2 separate regions of the Homo sapiens genome follow, and region 1 is linked to region 2. Evidence: chromatin contacts called from ENCODE Hi-C or POLR2A ChIA-PET data. All regions are on one chromosome and are shown on one strand. The core of a region is the stretch at or near the end of the contact, and the rest is flanking DNA. Distances in the headings are between cores, read along the strand shown. Region 1 holds the start of FHIP1A-DT (FHIP1A divergent transcript). Region 2 holds the start of PRSS48 (serine protease 48).

Region 1 (4,986 bases), core at 451-2,950, 130 kb after region 2:
CAGGTTGGGTCTCCAACTTCTGGCCTCAAGTGATCCTCCTCCTTTGGCCTCCCAAACTGCGGGATTACAGGCATGAGACAGCACTCCTAGCCTCTCCATAGCATTTCTAATCATACAGCAGTCCATATATTGTCCTTATACATTTACCATCTGTCTTTCCCACGTGGAAGAGGTAAGCTCCACGAGGGCTGGAATTGTTGTTTGTGCTCTCTGCTGTGTCCTCAACCCCTAGAAGCGTGCCTAGCATGCAAAAGGCACTCAGTATATATTTGTTGAGTAAATGAATGCTTCCCCCACCTTCCAACTGTTAGAGCAGGCCAAGGGGACCTGTTGTGCAGAACTTCACAGCTTTCTACTCTGAGCTCTATCTTCCTTGTTCTTCCCCAGCTTTTACTTAGGAGCCACTTCTTGACTGAGCTTGTCACAGGTGAAAGGCTGATGAATCTGGAGAGATACTTGTGGCAAGTACCCGGTGTTCCTGCAGTCATCCACAAGCGCAGCAGTGGTGGTAGACAGCTAGAGAAGAAAGTGTAAAGTTTGCATCCTCCAATTATCACGGTTGCAAGACAGAACTTGAAACTAGATACACCTGATTTTGGTTATCTCTGGATGCCATTCACCGAGAATGAAGGGAAGAAGATACTTCCTCCAAAGGAGAATCTGATGAGGCGCCAGCAGGCTGCTGCTGCGGTGGAAACTGCCACATCCGCTTTTGCAAACTGGTGTGGCCCCAGCTGCTTGGACTGAGGCTCAACGCAGGTTTCAGCCACTTCAACCACAGGGCTACGAACATGCCAAGAGAGCCACTAACCAAGTTTCTCATTCCTCCTCTGAGATTTAAAGTCCATCACTTCGCGACTCAAACACGCAAGAGGCGTGGGAGACGGAGGAATGGGGAAGCGAGGCGGCGCTGCCCACCTTGGCAATGGCACAGCCGCGGTCTCTGATGCAAAGGCAGGCGGCCGCGCAGGGCCGGGCCTGGGTGGGAAGGCTGGGCTCTGGGAAGGATGTCGGGGCACCCGGCAGTGCCCAAAGCCACCATCTCAAGCGTGATAGTGGGAAAATGGATGCTGCACCTGCTCTCTCATCTTGCGGGGAATCGTGATTTGGGGAAGTTTCACCTTTGTTGCAGAACTGCCCACATTAGAGCCTTCATTTCTTGGGAAGGGGTTGGCGGGAGTTGCCAGTGAAATGTGTGACACACACACGCGCCACATACTCCCCAAACCCACAGACGACTCCAGTAACGCTCTAGTTACCCTTAAAAAGTAAAACAGAACAAATCAGCAGGCCCCCTCCCTCCATCCTGGCACTTCATTAATGTCGGCCAAGGCCACATTTCCCCTGCCCACTGCAGGGAGTCTGTCAGGAGAACAACAGGCGAACGTTTGCCTCACTTGACTCAGCTCTCTTGGGGCGGTATCAGCATTTTAAAATTCACACCTAAAGGAAGGAGTCAGCAAAGGAAAGCAGAGCTGGGCCGGGGCGCCGGTGGCCGCCGTCAAACCTTTGGGAAGCAAGAAATCCGAAACGCCCGTGACGTGCGGCGTTGTCCGACTCCTTCCACTAGGCAGAACCCGAGAGACGAGCCTTTGGCGGGACGGTGAACGATTGTGCTGTGTACGGCGGTGTGCGTGCGTGAGTAAAGAGTGTGTAGCTCCGGCCAAACGCTAGCCCCCAAGGGCGCGAGTGCTACACTGCGCCCAGCTCAAGTTTCTGTGGAAACTTTCCCTCAGAGGCTCCTCCTCCTTCACCTTGGAAACCGGCGCGGGCCGTGCGGCGCGGCACTGCCTAAGTCCCCGGCGCACCTGGCGGCGGCGTGTCCCAGCGGCAGAGGCGGGGCCGGCGGCGGCGGGGGCGGGGCCGGGGCGCGCTCCCCGAGGCCTCCAGGCAGGTTGGGCCCCACCCCCGCCCCTGCCCCGCCCCGGCCCCCGCCCCCGCCCCCGCCCCCCCCGCGCTCACTAGGGAGAGGCTGGGGGGAGGCAGTGACCCACGCGCCTCAGCCCGCGGCTGACGCACCTTCGAAAAGTTGCGCTCCGACCTTCTCACGACCTACATTCTTCCCGGGCACTCCTGAGTTTGAGCCGGGCCTGGAGGACCTGGGCCAAGACTTTCGAGCGGCGGCCGCCCGAGGTGCGAGGAGCCAGCCCGGCTTTCCTCACTGGGTCCCGCGCAGGCGTCCCCGGGACCGCAGAGCAAACTTTCTGGACTATCTGAGGACACTTGTCCAGCGAGCCCCACTGCTCGGGGAGGAGGAGCCACGGCCGGGGACAGGTAGGTGCTGTGCTGGCCGGAGATTTGCGCTTGAGGGATTCTTTTATTTTAGAGGGTTGAAGGAGGAGGGAGAGTCGAAATGTCCCTTCTCTGCATCCGCCAACTGGGCAGGGGGTGCGGGCATTGGGCTGAGGGAGCAGGCATTGGGCTGGGGGCCGGCTGGGGATGTTCCAAACGAGGTCGCTGCGTCGGGCGGGGGCGCAGGGGGGAGGAGGTGACTTCTAGGGTTTCGGGCTCCGGGACGGGGCGTAACGCGGTGACTGACCCTGGGAGAGAGAGAGCCAGCTTGTTTTGACGAAGGAATATGTCATTAGGGCCCTCCATCCCATTCCTTGGTCCCAGGGTCCTCTGGGAGGCACAGGAAAAGGCAAAGAGATGTGGAGTTCAGGTTTCCCCTGTAAATCAACTTGCTTACACAGGAGACAGAGGCGGTGCCCCTCTGAGGTTTGCAGCCCTTTCCTGGTGTAAGGACTTACTGGTTAGGTAGCTGTTGCTCAATTTCGTAAATTCTGTGATGAAACTGCGTTCAAGTCGTGGTTATTATTGATAGTGTGTATGTGTTTGTGTTTCCTCTGGCTCAACAAAGGTCCCTTGTTAACTCCGCTTCTGCTAGGGAGTGGGAAGAACTACCTTGGTGTCTTATTTCAGGCCTGGTCAGAGCGAGGTGTTGGTGCAGGCGGCGGTAGCCTTGTTGGCTTGGGACTTTGGGAATCACATGAGCAGGTCTAGTGAATTAGTGTCCCAGCCTCCTGGACCCACCCATTCACAGCAGATCTAGCTTCCACTATTCAGCAGATGCTGCAGCCCCAGCTATCCAGGGACAGGGAAACCCCCCTGAAGGGAAAGAGCCAAATGTTGAGAAGGAGAGACAGCTTTCAGGAGGAGGAGTAAACAATGCCTAACAATTGTTGCTTCCCTATAGATTGGGCTTGCTCCCTTGGCTTCTCTGGAAGGGCTGTGCTATCAAATTCATCTCATTAGGAAGTCAGCTGCTCCCTGCTAATAGTCATAGCAGCCCTGATGAAATTATATAGGTCATTGAAAAATAATTCCTGCTTAATTACCTTTATCCTGTTGATTAATGAGAGGGAAGATTTCCTCTCCTTAATGTATTATGCCTGCTTGTCAGGGTCACCTGCCTGACCTCAAGTTCACTTGTACACCTGGCACTAGGCAGGATGCTGTCCCCGAAGCTGTCCACATGTAGTGAACCACAGCTGAAGTCCACGTTTGGAGAACTTCAAAGGTCTTCTTTGGACCGAAATTGAGCAGGATATTTAGTCCATAAATTTACTCTTTAATACAGTATACTTGTTGGCTTTAGGTAACTTTTCGCATAATTAAAGGTTGATATCTTTTTAGTTCCAGTTAATCCCTTTCCGCAGAGCTCATAAGAATTATGTCCATGCCTGTCTTGAAATAAATTAAGTTTGGGGTCCTATTTATCATTTGTCCTGTAGGACAAGGAACAGGATTAAACTGTGTAGGGTGGCTGGAAAGGGGCAGAGAAACTGGACATCACTGAAGTGGATTCAGAGAGTGATTGAGAGTGGTCTAAAAATTTAGGTCCAACTGCCCAGCTACCTTTTTTCTTGGCTCTCATATAAAGACATTGTGTAGGACTTTTAATGGAGGACTTGAAGACTAGAAATAAAAGGAGTGTTTTATTTTTACATAGTCAGAGTGATGCATTGCTGGACAGTTCTGTACTCTGCCTCCCAAGATTGGTTCAAAATACTTTCTCTGCTAAGTTCTTTCTTTAATAGGAACTTGATAGATAATGACTGCAAACAAGAAGCAGATGTACAAATATATTATGTAGAGATATGGAGGTAAAATGAGAAAAAACAAGAATTGCCTCTGAGGAGTGAAATTATATATATATTTTTTTTTTTTTAAAGTTAGGGTCTCTCTCTCTCTCTGGCCCAGGCTAGAGTTCAGTGGCATGATCTCGGCTCACTGCAGCCTTGATCTCCTGGGCTCAGGCAGTCCTCCCACCTTAGCCTCCTGAGTAGCTGGGACCACAGGTTCATGCCATCACACTCTGTTAATTTTTTGTATTTTCATACAGACAGGGTTTTGCCACGTTGCCCAGGCTGCCCTTGAGCTCCTGGACTCAAGCAATCCGCCTGCCTTGGTCTCCCAAAATTCTGGGATTACAGGTGTGAGCCACCATGCCTGGCCTCTTGTATTACTTTCATAAAGAAAATTTAATAAGGAACCTCCTTTCTCCATGCAAATATAAAGCAAAATTGCTTTATTTAATCTGTTTAGACACTTGATCTTTATTCTGTGTACATCTGTCTTCTAGGGTGATACGTAGGCCCAGTGAAGATCTGGATCAGATTCTGCCATTGAAACACAATTTAGATCTACTTCATCCTTATTTTTAGCAACTTCCAACCCTTGGTTCTTAGCCCAGGTAGGGGAACAGTGCTCAAGAGTGACAAGAAACTCCAGGAACTTCATTTATAGGGATCTCTTAATGAAAACAATAACAGAAGTGAACAGTTCTGTAGTGCTTTATGTTTCACAGAGTGCTTTCATGTACCATGTTTGTGCCTTGTGATTTAACCATTTTGTAGTAGATGCCATTGTGTTTAGATTACACAGGAGGAAAGCAGATGAGGTTCAGAGATAATAAGGGACTTTTTTGAGACGGAGTTTCACTCTTGTTGCCCAGGCTGGAGTGCAATGGTGTGATCTCGGCTC
Region 2 (4,696 bases), core at 1,584-4,083:
ACCTGGCATCTGCCCTGCCACAATAGCCCCTGCAACTGAGCTGGCCATATTTCTGCATCCCCATCTTCTCACCTTCCCATATGAGGGTACTTACCCCAAGGACAGTTAATCCATGGCCATGAACCTATATCCTGGTTAGAAAAGATAATCTGTGCCAAATAAGACGTCTTGGGAGTCTGAACTGAAAATAGGGAACAACTTGAGCAGTTTATAGTAGGACAGAAAGAAATGACATGGAATTCGGTTGAGCCATATTAATAGCAGAGAACCAGAGAGAAGATCCTGCTATGAGCTCTTAAGCTGTCATGAATCCAGAGCTCCTTTCCAGCTCTGGTCTTCAGGGTTGTCCTATGGCAGCTCCAGGTGTCCCTGTTATCCTGTTCTTATTATTCCATAGACATCTACATAAGTTTGCTAGGGCTGCTGTAACAAAGTACCACAGACTAGACGAACTTAACCAACAGAAATTTATTTCCTCACAGTTCTGGAGGCTGGAAGTCCAAGATCAAGGTATCAGCATGGCTGGTTCTTTCTGAGGGCCATGAGGGAAGGATTTGTTTCAGGCACCCTAGGCTTGTAAATAGCTGTCTTCTCCCTCTATAGATGTCACGTACATGACATTTCCTCTTCTAAGGACATCACTCATATGAGATTAGAACCCAACCTAATGACCTCTTTTTAATATAATTACCTCTTTAAAGACCTTATCTCCAAATATTGTCATACTCTGAAGTATGGAAGTGCGGTTAGGACTTCAAGATACGTTTTTTTTTTTTTGAGACGGAATCTTGCTCTGTCGCCCAGGCTGGAGTGCAGTGGCGCGATCTCGGCTCACTGCAAGCTCTGCCTCCAGGGTTCACGCCATTCTCCTGCCTCAGCCTCCCAAGTGGCTGGGACTACAGGCACTCGCCACTACACCCGGCTAATTTTTTGTATTTTTTAGTAGAGACGGGTTTTCACTGTGTTAGCCAGGATGGTCTCGATCTCCTGACCTCGTGACCCACCCGCCTCGGCCTCCCAGAGTGCTGGGATTACAGGCGTGAGCCACCATGCCCAGCCTCAAGATACATTTTTGAGGAGACATAATTCAGCTCAAAACAATAGCTTTAAAATAATCTCCTCTTGATTTAAGCTAGCTTAAGTGAGCCTCAGTTGCCTGTAACTGAATAGTTCTTACCAAAATATCTACATTTTCTGGTCTTCCATTATTATTTGAGACAGGTTCTTTCCGTCGCCCAAGCTGGAGCACAGTGGTACAGTCATAGCTCATGTAGCCTTGAACTACTGACTTCAAGTGATCCTCCTGCCTCAGCCTCCCGAGTAGCTGGGGACTTCAGGTGCACATCACTACACCAGGCTAATTTTTAAATTTTTGTAGATATAGGGTCTCACTGTATTGCCCAGGCTGATCTCAAACTCCTGGTCTCAAGGGATCCTCCCCGTTCAGCCTTTCAAAGTGCTGGGATAATAGGCGTAAGCTACCACGCCCAGCCACTTCTATTATTATTATTATTATTATTATTTTTTTTTTTTTAGACGGAGTCTCGCTCTGTCGCCCAGGCTGGAGTGCAGTGGCGCCATCTTGGCTCACTGCAACCTCCGCCTCCCGGGTTCAAGCGATTCTCCTGCCTCAGCCTCCCGAGTAGCTGTGACTACAGGTGCACGCCACTACACCCAGCTAATTTTTGTATTTTTAGTAGAGACGGGATTTCACCATGTTGGCCAGGATGGTCTCAAACTCCTGACCTCAGGTGATCCACCCGCCTCGGCCTCCCAAAGTGCTGGGATTACAGGCATGAGCCACCGTGCCTGGCCTATTAGTTTTAAACTGCTTATATGTTTCTTTCAAGCATCCCAATATTTTAAGTTGCAAGAGAGCAGTAACATTTTAATAGTTCATTGAATTCTGCCTCCACAGACCTAGCACCCTACAAACAATTGGCACAGAAAACAAAAGGCAGAGTGAAGATTTCTGAGGTAGATGTTGTGGTGTACCATCCAGACCCCCCTTTAGAACTGAAGCATTCATTCCCTTAGCAGCTAGGAGTGTTGGCTGCTGACAGTTCACAGCTAAGTCTTATTCCAAGAACTGCCAACAGAGCCACCTCACCCAAGGTAATGCCCCCTCCTAGGAGGTGGCCTGCATCCAATGATGCAGACCCCTAAGAACGCATCCTTCTTAGCTCAGTACAGAAAGTCTCTGAGGGCCACCTCAGCTCCAGAGAAACTTGTGAGATAGGCTGTGGCCTCTGTTGCAAACGCATCACAGTTCAACTCTCCCTCTAACCAATCCTACTACCCACCCAAGAGCTGCTGATCCTGAGACCACTCTAAAATAAATTTCCTGCACACAAATCTCTGTCTTAGAGTCTGTTTCCCAGGAAACTTGACTTGCAGTGCAGCTAACACTGTAACAGAAATGAAAACAAACAAACAAAAAAACTCAGAAAAATTAACCAGATACTGGGTTCATTTCCTCTTTTCCATTTCTTGCTTTTGGAGAATCCTGTCCACCTTCTATCTCCTTGCTAGAGACAGGGTCCTGTTTCTTCCAGTGCCCTCAACCAGCCACTCCTCAACACCACAGGCAGAAACCCCAGAAACCCTGCTCTCCCAGGACAGCAGGGGGCGCCACAGACCCCAGTTCCTCCCCTGGGTCCTGCAGCTGCACTTCTGAAGTCTGGTCCCTTCAGGATCTGGCAGCGGGTGAAGACCAAAGGAGAGGAGGGGGTGAAGCAGAGGAATCCATCTAGGAGAAGCTAGTTCTGGCAGCTCCCCATTGGCCTCTTCCTGGGAGCCTGAGTCCAGGAAGCAGGAAGCGCTCACTGGCTCTGAGGACAGAGACATGGGCCCTGCTGGCTGTGCCTTCACGCTGCTCCTTCTGCTGGGGATCTCAGGTGAGCGCCAGGGTGGGGTTGAGAAGGCAGAGGCAGAGGATTTTTACTAAAGAGGGCATCACATAGAACAATGTGACACTTCACCCATGGGATGTTAGTTATGAGTAGCACAGCCTGAGAAGGTCCTGAGAGGCTACTATATACCCAGCACCATTCCAATGCTCCCGATTGGAAATAGCAGTACACACACACACCCACAAGATCCCTATCTTCGTGGGACTTATAATCAATGCACATATTAAATGTGTAAATTATAAGGCTTGTTAGAAGGTAATAAGTACTATGAAAGGAAAGGGGCATCTGAAGTACAGGGGCAGGAGTGTTGCAATCTTTAGAAGGGTAGTTAAAGAAGGCCTCACTAAGAAGGAGTCATTTGAGCAGAACTGAAGGGGATAACTAAATTAAGTAAGAGGATCCAGGAAAAGAGCATCTCAAGCAGAGGGAACTGGAAGAGCAAACACTATTCTATGATTTCAGGTATATGCTTGTTCATTTATTTTTCTGGTCCACAGGGATTTAAAGGAAGGGTATACTGGCCAGGCACAGCAGCTCACGCCTGTAATCCCAGCACTTTGGGATGCCAAGGCGGGCAGATCACCTGAGATCAGGAGTTCAAGACCAGCCTGGGCAACATGGTGAAACCCCATCTCTACAAAAAATACAAAAATTAGCCGGGCGTGGTGGCGGGCACCTGTAGTCCCAGCTACTCAATAGACTGAGGCAGGAGAAGTGCTTGAGCCTGGAAAGTGGAGGTTGCAGTAAGCCGAGATAGCGCCACTGCACTCCAGCCTTAGCGACAGAGTAAGACCCCGTCCCCCCAAAAAACAGAAAGGGTATGCTGAGAGAGCAAAAAACTTAACAGGTAGCAAAGAAGAAAGATACACAAATACTGCAAAATGCCAATTCAGTTAAACCAAATAGCACAAAAGTAAACAGCTTGCAACCTCAACCGCATCTGAGGGCATCATTGTATTTATAAACTAACATACTTCATATTCCTGATGGTGACCTTGAATCAAGTAAAAGCTAAATTTGAATCTTCATAGAGCATTTTTTTTTTAAGAGACAGAGTCTCACTCTGTCACCCAGGTTAGAGTGCAGTGGTGCAATCATAGCCCACTGCAACCTCAGACTCCTGGGTTCAAGCAATCCTCCCACTCAGCCTCCCTAGTAGCTGGGACTACAGGTGTGGTTGAACCACACCTGTTGTGTTTGTGGCCCAAAAGAAGAAAAAAAAAACCCTGACTAGTATTTAGGAAGTGATTTGTGAAAAGTAAGAAAAGTCTCTAATATAGCACCTGTCTCCAACATTCCTTTTTCTACTTCTGTGCCTTATCTCTGGTCATCCCTAGTTTGAGAGTCCCATGTGACCTAGGGTTTCCTTCTGCCCTGCCTATCTCACCACATTTTTTTCCTTTTCTTTTCAGACAGGGTCTCACTCTCTCGCCCAGGCTGGAGTGCAGTGGCATGATCTAAACTCACCGCATCCTCCACCTCCCGGGCTCAAGCAATCCTCCTGCTTCAGCCTCCCAAGTAGCTGGGACTACAGGCATGCACCATCATGTCAGGCTAATTTCTTTATATTTTTTGTAGAGACGGTGTTTGGCCATGTTGCCCAGGCTGGTTTTGAACTCCTGGACTTGAGCAATCCACCCACCTCAGCCTCCCAAAGTGCTGGGGTTATAGGCGTGAGTCACTGTGCCCAGTCAATCTTACCACTTTCATTTGTCTATTGGTTCATTTATGTAGTCATGCAAATATTCACTGAGAACCTGTCTGTGTGCTAGCTACCAGCTAGA

Evidence for each region. Hi-C counts contacts between places; a loop is a spot of excess contacts on that map. ChIA-PET counts read pairs that join two places held with the same protein, here RNA polymerase II (POLR2A). Pooled maps may share reads with other maps.
Region 1: a loop to region 2 is called in a pooled map, with 2.3 times the contacts of the local background. The contact joins the promoter of FHIP1A-DT here to the promoter of PRSS48 in region 2. A Hi-C loop is called at or near these places in 1 of 168 maps with a recorded cell type or tissue (endothelial cell of umbilical vein) and 2 of 50 pooled maps. POLR2A ChIA-PET finds 5 or more read pairs at or near these places in 5 of 52 experiments (A549, H1, WTC11 and 1 more).

What each region holds. Positions count from the first base shown.
Region 1 is chr4:151,407,192-151,412,177 of GRCh38, forward strand. It overlaps FHIP1A-DT (FHIP1A divergent transcript), which reads right to left and starts at 1,701. Exons shown (of 3, transcript NR_183963.1): 1 at 1-1,701. FHIP1A (FHF complex subunit HOOK interacting protein 1A) reads left to right here and starts at 1,985. Exons shown (of 14, transcript NM_001109977.3): 1 at 1,985-2,274. RefSeq lists enhancers at 415-724, 556-1,255, 1,256-1,955 and silencers at 1,182-1,654, 1,775-1,944.
Region 2 is chr4:151,274,328-151,279,023 of GRCh38, forward strand. It overlaps PRSS48 (serine protease 48), which reads left to right and starts at 2,834. Exons shown (of 5, transcript NM_183375.5): 1 at 2,834-2,897. The coding sequence starts at 2,846. All of the region lies in intron 1 of SH3D19 (SH3 domain containing 19), which reads right to left. It overlaps LOC124900799 (a long non-coding RNA gene), which reads right to left and starts at 831. Exons shown (of 2, transcript XR_007058328.1): 1 at 1-831.